2 separate regions of the Homo sapiens genome follow, and region 2 is linked to region 1. Evidence: chromatin contacts called from ENCODE Hi-C data. All regions are on one chromosome and are shown on one strand. Each heading gives the region's core, a stretch centred on a gene start or an enhancer-like site at or near the end of the contact. The rest is flanking DNA. Distances are from core to core; before and after follow the strand shown.

Evidence for each region. A loop is a pair of places that touch in the nucleus more often than their neighbours do. Pooled maps may share reads with other maps.
Region 2: a loop to region 1 is called in a map of naive thymus-derived CD4-positive, alpha-beta T cell, with 3 times the contacts of the local background. The contact joins two enhancer-like sites. A Hi-C loop is called at or near these places in 5 of 168 maps with a recorded cell type or tissue (HepG2, K562, PC-9 and 1 more) and 13 of 50 pooled maps.

Annotation. Positions count from the first base shown.
Region 1 is chr6:24,425,642-24,431,553 of GRCh38, forward strand. It overlaps GPLD1 (glycosylphosphatidylinositol specific phospholipase D1), which reads right to left. Exons shown (of 25, transcript NM_001503.4): 25 at 191-3,477. The coding sequence ends at 3,391. It overlaps MRS2 (magnesium transporter MRS2), which reads left to right. Exons shown (of 11, transcript NM_020662.4): 11 at 1-549. Among named protein-coding and RNA genes, the nearest start is that of MRS2, 26 kb to the left of the region's middle. Within about 2 kb of position 3,095, at least 2 of the 41 ENCODE cell types and tissues checked have a DNase peak (open chromatin) inside an H3K27ac peak, as active enhancers do.
Region 2 is chr6:25,083,003-25,088,914 of GRCh38, forward strand. It overlaps the pseudogene CMAHP. Among named protein-coding and RNA genes, the nearest start is that of RIPOR2, 150 kb to the left of the region's middle. Within about 2 kb of position 2,954, at least 4 of the 41 ENCODE cell types and tissues checked have a DNase peak (open chromatin) inside an H3K27ac peak, as active enhancers do.

The sequences.
Region 1 (5,912 bases), core at 1,845-4,344:
TACTGTTTGAAAGTAGGTACCAAACACTGGGTTATGTGAGTGAGTAAGCAATCATATCGCCTGTCAAACACATCAAGTGTCGAACACGTCAAGGTGTGATACTGTCTTTGGAAGGCTCCTAAACAAATGTGAGCACAATTATTAACACCTTATTCTTCATGAACACAGACTGTTAAGCAGCACTAACCAATTTTATATTAAAAAGCTATTTATTTTGGTGAGTTATTCCAAGAGTTGTATACAGCTTTATTTTTTGGAATTGCAATATTAAAGTTGCACGTTGGATTTAACTCTCATGACTTTAGTAATACCTACAGAGGTGAGCTAATGGATGGTACATGGAGTAGGGACTGCAGAGACCCTAGTTTTGTCCCCACTCCATCTTCAAATAATTTTGGTCTCTTAGGTCTGTGATACAAAGGCATAAAACAATTCCTATCTTGAAGCCTTGAGAAAAGCTGTTACATATACGCAGATAGTAGCAAGACAGAAAATGCAAATATGTAAATGTCTTCTGATATCTTGAAATAAAGATAAATTTCAGTTAAACTTGTATAAGTTCAGATTTCTGTTAATGAGAAATTACAACCCTACAAGGTAAGGTCTTTACATTTTAGTTATTAAGCAGAATCAATGCTTAAAACTATAGTTAATACTTAGTGGAAAGAAAATTTAATCCATGTATCAGGATAATATATTAGACTGTCATGCATTAATTTTTTCCTGTATGCCAGGTTTTTTACATACGTGCCATATCAGTTGACCTTTTACAGTAGGAGTATAATTTACATTGTTTTTGACATTGGGGTTAGTATGGTTAAATGTCCTATAAACTTGAAGCTTGCTTCCATTTTTGTGGGTCTTAACCTCCACCTGGTGCTTGCTATTGGGTGTATTCAGGCATTGAGAAAAATATAAATCGTGAGGTAAATAATGGTCATGTTTAAACAGAGGCCTTATCATTTAGTGAAGCATAAAAACTGACACTATATAAATGCATCCGTCTAATGAAAAGACCCAGTACTGAGAAAAACATCCCTTTACTCAAGTGTCAGATGTCAGAGTGCTCTAACTGCTCAACTCATAAGTGAATACAACTAAGTAATTTCTGGTCCCCTAAAAATAACCATCCTTTTAATTAAAAGTAATTCTTCAGATAGGTTGGGCTACCAATAATTGTCCCTAAACAAAACCAAATGGCGCTTCCTTGTGCTTTTGCTGTGCCATAGGTTACTATGCAGCTAGCACATGTACCTCTTCCAGAAAAATGAGGTCATCCTGGGAGTGACCCAGAGATGCTCTCTAGGGATGTACCTCTTGATGTTCTTGTTAACTTTCCACTCTTCAGCTGGATTCCTCTTCCTGTCCCCTTTTCACCAGTCTCTACTCTTGAGAGAAGCTGAGAAGAGAAGGGCTCTTCTCATTTGTTATTTTCTCCTGCTTTTAGTATCATCTCACCCGTGGCAGAAGAAAGAGGTTCTTCCCAATTTAACACAAAATAAACTAGTTACTGTTTACAGATAATGCCCGCTAATGTTTACTGAAACTGAAACCCTATGATACATTCCATTCCCTTAAGTGTGCCACGCTGCAGGACTGACAAATGAAATCCATCCTACGAAAAACAGCCCAGGAACAAGCGAGGCCAAGGCCTGCTTTCCTCTCCGGCCCTTACAGTAGCGTGTGGCTCAGGCCACATCTTTTCCCTCTAGTTCTTTTGGCACAAGTTGTAACCTAATGCGACAAAGGTCCCTCATGAGATGGCTTAAAACTAGCAGTGTCGCTAGGCTCTTTAGGTGTTAGAACAGCCAACTCTACAAAAGTATTGGAGGGCACAGAAGGGTGATAGTCTTGGTTTTTATATTTGTCCTTCACTATATAAACATTGAAAAGGTATTAATCCTCATTAAGAAAGGATTATCGGCCAGGTCCTGTGGCTCACACATGTAATCCCAGCACTTTGGGAGGTCAAGGTGGGTGGATCACCTGAGATCAGGAGTTCGAGACCAGCCTGGCCAACATGGTGAAACCCTGTCTCTACTAAAAATACAAAAATTAGCCGGGCGTAGTATTGTGCACCTGTAGTCCCAGCTGCCTGGGAGGCTGAGACAGGAGAATCACTTGAACCTGGGAGGCGGAGGTTGCAGTGAGCTGAGATCACATCACTGCACTCCAGCCTGGGCAACAGAGCAAGACTCCGTCTCAAAAAAAAAAAAAAAAAAAAAGGACTATCATCCTTAGCAAACTAACACACGACCAGGAACAGAAAACCAAATACCAAGTATAGCATGTTCTCACAAGTGGGTGCTAAGTTAAAAGAACTTATGAACACAAAACAACACACACTGGGGTCTACTTGAGTGGGGAAGGTGGGAGGAACAGAAAAGATAAAACCTTCACATGTACCACTGAACCTAAAATAAAAGTTAAAAAGGACTAAGTCACAAGTGATTTGGAATGTGAGGTTATCCCTCACCCCCATGCTTTACTCTGTACTATTTTTCCTCCCTCAGTTTCTTTTTTTTTTTTTTTTCTGTATACTATGCTTTCTATTATACTTTGATTGGCATGGGCCAATCTGTTATTTTTAAGTTCAACTTTTTTTTAACTTTTAAGTTCAGGGGTACATGCGCAGGAAGTGCTGGTTTGTTACATACATAAAGGTGTGTCATGGGGGTTTGTTACACAGATTATTTCATCACCCTAAGTATCCATTAGTTATTTTTCCTGATCTCTCCCTCCTCCCACCTTCCGCCCTCTCATAGGCCCCAGTGTGTGTTGTTTCCCTCTATGTGTCCACGTGTTCTCATTTAGCTCCCACTTACAAGTGAGAATATGGAGTGTTTGGTTTTCTGTTCCTGCAATAGTTTATGAAGGATAATGGCCTCCAGCTCCATCCATGTCCCTGCAAAGGGCATGATCTTGTTCTTTCTTTATGGCTGAACAATTCTTTTTTTAAAAAAGGATGTTTTTAGGAGGAATTGTGTACAGAGACTGTTCTAACAGATAACCACAGAGGGACCTTTCCAGCCATTGGAAAGACATTCAAGAGGAAGAGGAAATAGGTTGTACAGCAGGTCTGACTACAGGCAATAAGTTGGGAAAGAAGAAAGGTTTAGATGCAAAGGGAGCGAGGAAGTAAACTGTGGAAGGAGACATGAGTAAGCAGAATGTCTGCTATTTCACATATTTCTGGTGCAGTCATATATTTACTGTATCAGATTTCCAGAGGGTGTGGCTGTTAGTGTGTCTCTCTACTCCCAGGAGCCCCATGTCTATCAGGATCTACCACCGCTCCACTGGATGTGCCACTTTGTCCATCAAAATGCTCACCATGGATGTGATTCAGCATGAGAGAGGTGGGCAGAGTGGGGAAATGCAGTGAAATCTTCAATCTGAGCCAAGGCTATAGACGTGAAGTGCCCCGGAGAGTCGGGCTCCCAAAGAACTCCTTCCAGCAGCAATGACGACTTGGTTCTGTAAGGGACACAAGACAGAATTCATGGCTCATTCATAACATCTATTGAGTTCCTATGGTAGTCCAGGCATCATGCTATGCTCTAGAAATATAAAGATGAATAAGACACTGGCCAGATCCCCTGGCTTGAACTCAAATGCCACTTTCCCTTTGTTTACAGACCGCTTTCTCACATCTATAAGTTCTGAAAACCGCAGCTAAGGATGCTCACCCCAATCCCTATTCTGGCACATAAATCATAAAGGAGAAGTAGGGCAGTGCATGCTTAGTTCTGGTACAATGTGGAAAACATATCTTGAATAGTAAGGACTTCCCCTAGAAGCTGGCTTTGTCAATGTGTTTAGCGTACCTCCCACCTACCCTGCTGCTTAAAACATTTTAGGACCCATCTTTCAGAATTGCCTTCAAAACCTGCTGCAAGTTTTTAAAACATTTTCTTCTTTTTTGAAACAGAGTCTTGCCCTGTCACCCAGGCTGGAGTGCAGTGATGTGATCTCAGCTCACTGCAACTTCTGCTTCCTAGTTTCAAGTGATTCTCATGTCTCAGCCTCCCGAGTAGCGGAGATTACAGGCATGTGCCACCACATCTGGCTAATTTTTGTATTTTTAGTAGAGACGAGCTCTCACCATGTTGGCCAGGCTGGTCTCGAACTCCCGACCTCAAGTGATCCACCCGCCTCGGCTTCCCAAAGTGCTGAAATTACAGATGTGAGCCACCATGCCTGGTCTTTAAATATTTTCAGTGGTGGCAAATCTTCATACTCCGAGGTCGGATTTGATTTGTGGAAACTGACAAAAGTTATTCTGAACCAAAGCTGGCACATGAGGTACGGGTGATCAAACTGGCTGACAGTATTTTGGTCAGAGCAGGATATGACAGTTTCTTATTTAATTTTGAAAACTACTGATGAAATCTAGAAATAATAATAATAGCTAAAATTTGTGGAGGTTGTATCATGGGTCAGACACTATGCTTAGCCCTGTGCTTATCTTATCCCTTAATACCCAGTGTCAATTAATAGGGAAAATCTACACTTAAGAAAACAGCATCAAATGGTACTTTATTCTCCCTCTCTTTCCCAATTTATGGAATTACTCATTTACTAAATTTGCCTGGCCTTCGGCTTCACTCTGTTTTGTCAGAGTCTAGTCATCTTTCCAGATGCAGCTCCGGGCCCATGATCTCTGCAGGCCCTTCCCTGACTCCACCAGCAGAGACTTCTGCTGCAGTTGCTGTCTGACCTCGTTTGGCTCTTGGTCATCATACACCAAACTGGATGGTCTTGTGGGCCTGCTGTATTTTCCCACCTAGACTACAAGCACCTGGGGCTGGGACCATGTCTCAGGTTTCTTTGTCTATCTCACAGGTGCTTGATACAACACTGCTCACTATACACTAAGTTACTGCTCTGCTGAGGCTCCTGAGCTGATGGAAGGCAGCCCCATGAGAAGTTTCTGAAATACAGAGACAGTGAGAGCACTACTTACTTAAGTAGACGCCGGATCCTAATTCTAGTTTGTTACGACTAATTTCATTACTGAATGCTCTTATGCCACAGAAAGGAAGGAATCTTCAGAACATAACTTGTACCCAAATCTCAGAAAAAGGCCACTCTGATCATCCTCTGATTGTCAATGCCCATTTTTGAAACATAACATCTGATTTATCTTTACACCCAGAGCGTTCAATGCCCCCAAGCTCAGGTATGTGCTGGAAAAGTGAAGTAATTTTAACACTAACCCAGGTAAACAATAATTAGGAAGGTACATTTGCAGTGTTTTACAAAAAGGAATAAAATATAAGTTACTTTTAGATTATATATACCACTACTCTCAACTGATGTAAGCTATAGTTGATATATGTATAGTTTTATATAATACATGGGTTCTTGACAATGCCTAATTTTTGAAACAAATAAAATTTTAGATATAAGCCAAGCTTGTCATATAAAGGATCCCTGTGATCAGACCTTCCGAGAATCTTCCCATAAAGTTAATAACCATATTTTTGTTATGTGGTTAATCCTACATTTTTAGACCTGCCTGTAAATGGGTCACTTAAATTATTGGCCACTAGAGGGCAGTTTCACCACAATTTTTCCTAATCCTCTTCCTCCTCCCACCTTCCACCCTGGTCCACAGGAACCTGGTCCACAGCACTTAACAAGTCTTACAGACCTGGTTATATATATAAATCTATGAAGGCTTCTGCAGCCCTTCAACCCACTGTAAAGACTTATTCTTCAGACTACTCATTAGCATTTAATCCTATACTAATTTGCATTTTATTTGACTTTCCATGTATATGAATCTTATTTTCAAGAACAGGGACTCTGCCCTCTCTGTTTTTATTTCTTATAGCCTATACAGTGGATGAATGCAATCAGTGGTTTACAGGTATATTTTAAGGTTAAACTTTTTTTTTTTTTTTTTG
Region 2 (5,912 bases), core at 1,704-4,203, 660 kb after region 1:
CAAGTAACTTTACAACTGGAAAGTATGTAAAAGATATTCTAATTCAAACCTTAATTTTACTGCTAAAGACATTGAAGCCTATTTTAAGAGGCGACTCATGCTGACAATGGGAAAGAGAAATTCACTTGTACCTTCCTTCCTTGAATTCATATTAGGAATAAAACCATACGTGTGCTCAGCACTGTGCTAGGCACTAGGTCTACCCAGGTGACAGTTCCTATTTTTAAGAATCTCAGTATCTACTGGGAAAAACAATTAATAGATTATTATAACACAATGGGATGGGATACCTGTTTGAGGAATAAATAAATGCATGAGTCAAGGAGTTTACTGTCTTTGCAGTCATATTATGTGGTCCCTTCAATCAGAAGCATGAGGAGACAGGTTTTTTTTTAGACAAGAGTTTCCCTCTGTGGCCCAGGCTGGAGTGCAGTGGCACAGTCTTGGCTCACTGCAACCTCCGTCTCCCTGGCTCAAGCGATTCTCATGCCTCAGCTTCCCAAGTACCTTGGACTACAGGCACCCACCACCATACCTGGCTAATTTTTGTATTTTTAGTAGAGATGGGGTTTCACCATGTTGGCCAGGCTGGTCTCAAACTCCTGACCTCAAGTGATCTGCCCACCTCAGCCTCCCAAGTGCTGGGATTACAGGCATGAGCCACTGAGCCCAGCTGAGACAGGTTTTATAATTCACTTAATAAAATCATATCTCAGGCTGCAGGAAAGGAATGTCAAATCTGATTTGTGCCAGGCAAGTTCATCGTCATTAGTCCAAAAGAGGAGAGAGGTCTATTGGAAATGAGGAGCTGCTGCTTTCCATCTCACCCTCGGTTTTTAGTTTGTCTCTCTTCAGTTTTTGTTGCTGCTTTCCCTCGTGTACTCAGGATTATGTTTTAAACACTCACAACCTGGACGATTTTGGTTTTGTTTACTTATTGGCTGTATGTTTACCTCAACCAGGCCAAAGGTTCTATGGACTCTGGACTGGATGCACTACTGATTTACTTTTTTTTCTGATGGTGGGGGTGGGGAGATGGACTTTTGCTCGTCTCCCAGGCTGGAGTGCAATGGCATAATCTCGGCTCACTACAACCTCTGCCTCCCTTGTTCAAGCAATTCTCCTGCCTCAGCCTCTTGAGTAGCTGTGATTATAGGCAAGCACCACCATGCCTGGCTAATTTTTGTATTTTTAGTAGAGACGTGGTTTCACCATGTTGGCCAGGCAGGTCTCAAACTTCTGACCTCAGGTGATCCACCAGCCTCGGCCTCCTGAAGTGCTGGGATTACAGGCGTGAGCCACCACGCCTAGCCTATTTACTTTTTAAAACACTTGAATGGTCTTGTAATGTTAGCTGTTCTCAGTCCCGCAAAAGTCGGGTTTCTGTCAGGCAACGCGTCTGCTTAATTTAGGTGTCAAAGAGAGTGTCACGGGATGCACGGTAGGACAGCTCCCAAACCCACAGGATATTCCTTACTTGCAAAATCACAGGCCCATTCTGCTCACAGCACATCAGGAATGACTTCCAGTTGGGTGGTGTGAGGGGGAGTTTTATTTGAAAATGATTCCAAAACCTGTAAGAGAGATAAAGCATGGGAATGTGCTCTGGAAACTTCCATGCCTGTTCCTTTGCCAGGATCTATTTGGTACCTGGTACTCTGTCCTCCCTGAGAGATAGTGTTTCTGTACTGTTCCAGCTGTTGATGTAGCTCAGAACTTTCAGGGTGTTGAATACAGACAGCTCCTTGAACGAGATTTTGTCTTATTTTTATTGTACTATGATGTTCCTTGCTTTAAGGAATCCTTATATGTGAAAATCTAGATCTATATCTTGTACACAAAAGCAACAGAATCTAGTATTAGTGAAGGTACAGGTAAATGTATTCTCTCATACATTATTTTTGGAAAGGTGAACTGGCTTCCCGAAGAACGATTTGGCAGAGGGCACTAAAAGCCTAGACGCTGTATTCATAGAATCCAGCAGCCCCGCTCCTAGGAATTTAACTTACAGAAGTCACTATGAATGTGTGCAAGACACATCCACATGATTATTTGCCATTGTTTCAAATAGTGAAAAGTTAGAAATGACTTACAGGTCAAAGAGGTTAAATAAAGTGCTAATATAGGTATGTGGTATCAGGTAAGCAGGCATTAAAAATGATGTAGGAAAATACAATACTGTGGAAAATCGCGTTGATAAACACACAGGTAGAAAAGTATGTATGGTATATGTGCTTGGAAGCAAAAAAAGAAAGATTAGCTAGACACCAAAATATCAATTATTATTTCTGGGTAGTGGGATTATTTGTAGTTTTTTCATTTAAAAATATTTTTTCAAATTTTTGACAGTGGATATGTATTATTTTTATAACCAGAAGAATGTTTAGTAAATTCACAAATCCCATTTTCAGAGCAACAAGATAAAGTGGACTGTGACTGCTTCCCAATATTTATGATGACATCTTATATTTGTGACCCTTGTTACCAAAACACAATAGAACAAGATAGAGTTTAGCGATTTCTAAGATGGAATTATTTTCTTAAGAAAAAAAAAATCCCCAAGATCCCCTCAAAAGTTGCCAGATTCCTTTCTTTCTAGAACAAGAGTTACGTATATGATCCGTTGAAAATGAAAAAAACTTGGAATGTCTTACAGCTGTTAAAAGATTTGAGGTTGACCTGGATGTCCCAATGTGGAAGGCTATCTAAAATATATTGATGAGTAAAAAATGCAAGTTGCAGAATATCTGTACTAGGATTTCATTTAAAAACAATAGCAACATCCCAAAGGTGGTGTGTGCTTTGCCAAAATTAAAAAAAAATAAAAACAACGGCAACAATAACACTCCCTCACTACCAACTATGTGGGACATCTTATTGAAAACAAATATATGTAGAGAAATGTTGCTATGTCCAGAAACAGGCCTGGGAGGATACACACTGAGCTATTATCAAAGCTTACCATAAGAGTGGGTGGAGGGAAGGGCAGGAAACAGGGTTTCCTGAGAGGTGCTTGGTGGGGTTACTTCCTTTTTATTTTACATAGCTCCACATTCTTAAGCTTTTTCATATCATTTAAAAACATTCAAAAGGAAATAAGTAAAAAAGAAATTTTAATAAATGCCTCTGCTTGCAAGCTCAGAGTACAAACTTTTGCTTATACATTTTAAATAATTAGAATTTTAAAATTAAATTTCTGCATTTTTTTCAGAGGATCTGTGGTAATGAGAAAAAGTACTCTTTCCTTTGGTGATTATTTTGCAAATATAAAAATGGCAAATTGCCCTTTCTGAATTTCAGTGCAAATATTCTAGATATGATCCTAAAGACTTAAACAGTTTTGAAGTGCAGGCAGACAGAAACTCAGTGGGCCATTCCCTTAAACCAACTAGCCCACCAAATTCTTGCTCAGAGGTGAGCACAGACAAAAATGTGATGCAGGAATTCACTAATTCAATGACCATGTCTTTGCCACACAAATACTCATTCTTGTCTTGGCAAACATACCCTTTCCCTCTTATAATGTATTTCTCTTTCTTATACCAAAACCCACTTCCAGAAGGGTGCAATAACACATTCACATGAATGTATAAATGACTCTTTAATGTTATACCTTCCTAACCAGATTTGCTTTTTAACAAACTAACAAAGGAATGAAGCTCTAATGGTGGAATCTCACACATTAGTCAGAATCTGGGGGCTTCGGCAGTCACTGACTGCTTATGCATATCCACAGCGTCCTCAGCAATGGCCTGGGGGCGCCAGGTGCTTCCAGACTTACAGGTGATGGTATATGTCAGGATCCCGCTGGAGCCGTGTTTGGAATCCTATATACAACTCATCCCAGAGTAGACCATTCTTCACCACGTGTCTGATGACATCCACCCGGCTATGGATCTGAAATAGACATGGAACCACTAGCAGGGGCAACCCAGGAAGCAGAGTATGGATCCCTCCTGTCCCTGGGAGGAGCAGCTGCCCATGATGGCAGAGGCACGGAGAGCCAAGGAGAAGAGTCTCTGGGAGCAGATATCACAGGCTGAGGAGAAAAGGAAAGATGCTAAGTGCAGCAGGACTCGAAAGAAGGAAAACAGGAAATGGATTAAGAGCAGGGGGAGCATCTGACTGAGAGCACAAACTGCAGATTCATGGGTTCAAATCCAGACTCTAGCTGTGTGATCTTGGTCACCGTTCTGTGCCTTGGCTTTCTCATCTATAAAATGAAGACAATAATAGAACATGCCTCATAGGATTGTTGTGAGGATGTATATAAAATACTTAAAGCCTGGCACATAGTAAGCACTCAAGAAATCTTTGCTGTTATCGTCATTCTAAAAGCCGAGTGTTCAAGTCTCCACCTGAACATTCAGAGGCAAAGCAGAGCCTGGAAGCTCACAACAGTCTATAGTTTCTGGCCTGTCATAGAACAGGATTACTTTAAATCAAGTGGTCAAGATCCTTATCCTTAAAGAATCCCAACTTTTAAACTGTTGAAGAGCCAAAGCAGCACAGGATTAGGAGACAAGCAGAGATGGTCTTGAGTCTCAGCCCTGCACTTACTAATTATGTGACCTTAAGCTTGCTAAGCCTCCGTTTCTCTATTATGAGACTGTTGAGAGAAAAAAATGAGATAACTTATATAAAGAAAATAAAGAGAAGTTATCCTTGGTTGCACATAGTTTTAACAATCCATCGGCACCAATGTTAGAGTTTAGAGGAGCCCTTTCAGTGTCTGCAACAAATTTTCTCCCGGTAAATATCATGCTAATATCAGTAGAGGCAAACTTTCCATAAGTGACAGGCTATTAAATGACACAGAATGATTGGAAGTTTGGCATTTTTAGATCTATTTCTCTTTTTTGCACCATTTGTATAAAACAATTATATCCATCGTGAACTGAGGTTACAAACATAGGGCAGAGTTTTGCTAATAGAGGTTTAGAAACATGATTCTACAATTTGGTCAGGTTAAGGTCGGCCTGGCTAAGATGCAGTACCAGGACCTGGTTCCTCCCAATGCAGGGTAAATGGCCTTTTTTGGCCTTTTAGCTGGGAGAGAAGCACACAGGAGAATTGGAAGTAGATTTAAGAAATATTTGGGGTGTAAAATGGAAAGGTCTAGATGACTGATTAGATTTGGGGATGTAAGGAAAAGGGAAGAACCAAAGATTACTCATTTGTTTCTAGCTTGACTGACTTGGGGAATGATATTACCAACGATCAGATAGAAAAAGGAAAAAGAACATTTTAAAGAAGGAAGATGAGGAATTGAACTTTGAACAAGTTGAAAATTATGTATTAAGCATTCAGAAATTCAGACAATTATATCTAGCAGGCAGTTGACTATTAAGAACCCAAAGCTTGACAGCACTGGAGGTAGCCAGAGAGCGCTCTGGGCTGGACATATGGATTATTTTTGGAGTCATTAACAGAGAAGTGATGTTAGCAGGTGAGTTTACCCAGGAAGAGACTTGGGAAGAACAGTGGAATGAACACAGAGTCCTGGAAGGAAACAAGAGACTTAAGCAGTGGCTGGGGAAAGAGGAACTCCAAAAGAATGCAAAAGAATATTCAGGAAAACAAGGAGGTACTGTCACTGGGCTAAGGAGAAGACTATTGGTTCACAATGACGGACAAATTGCGTGCATAACCTATCTCCTCTGCATTTCCAGATCCAACTAAAATGTTGCAAAGCAATTATACAGGAATAAACTGCCACATTGAAAAGAAAAGGAAGTGATTCATTGACAGGAGAATTCAACTAATTACGTGAATCTAGAAAGCATGCAGACAAGTGGAAACCGAAGATGCAGGGCAGAGGCTGTACAATCCCAGACAGTACATGGAGGGGTGTTCAGATGTGGAGGGAAGAGAAGTAGGTACTGCGGATGACAGGAGGGCAAGCACAAAAG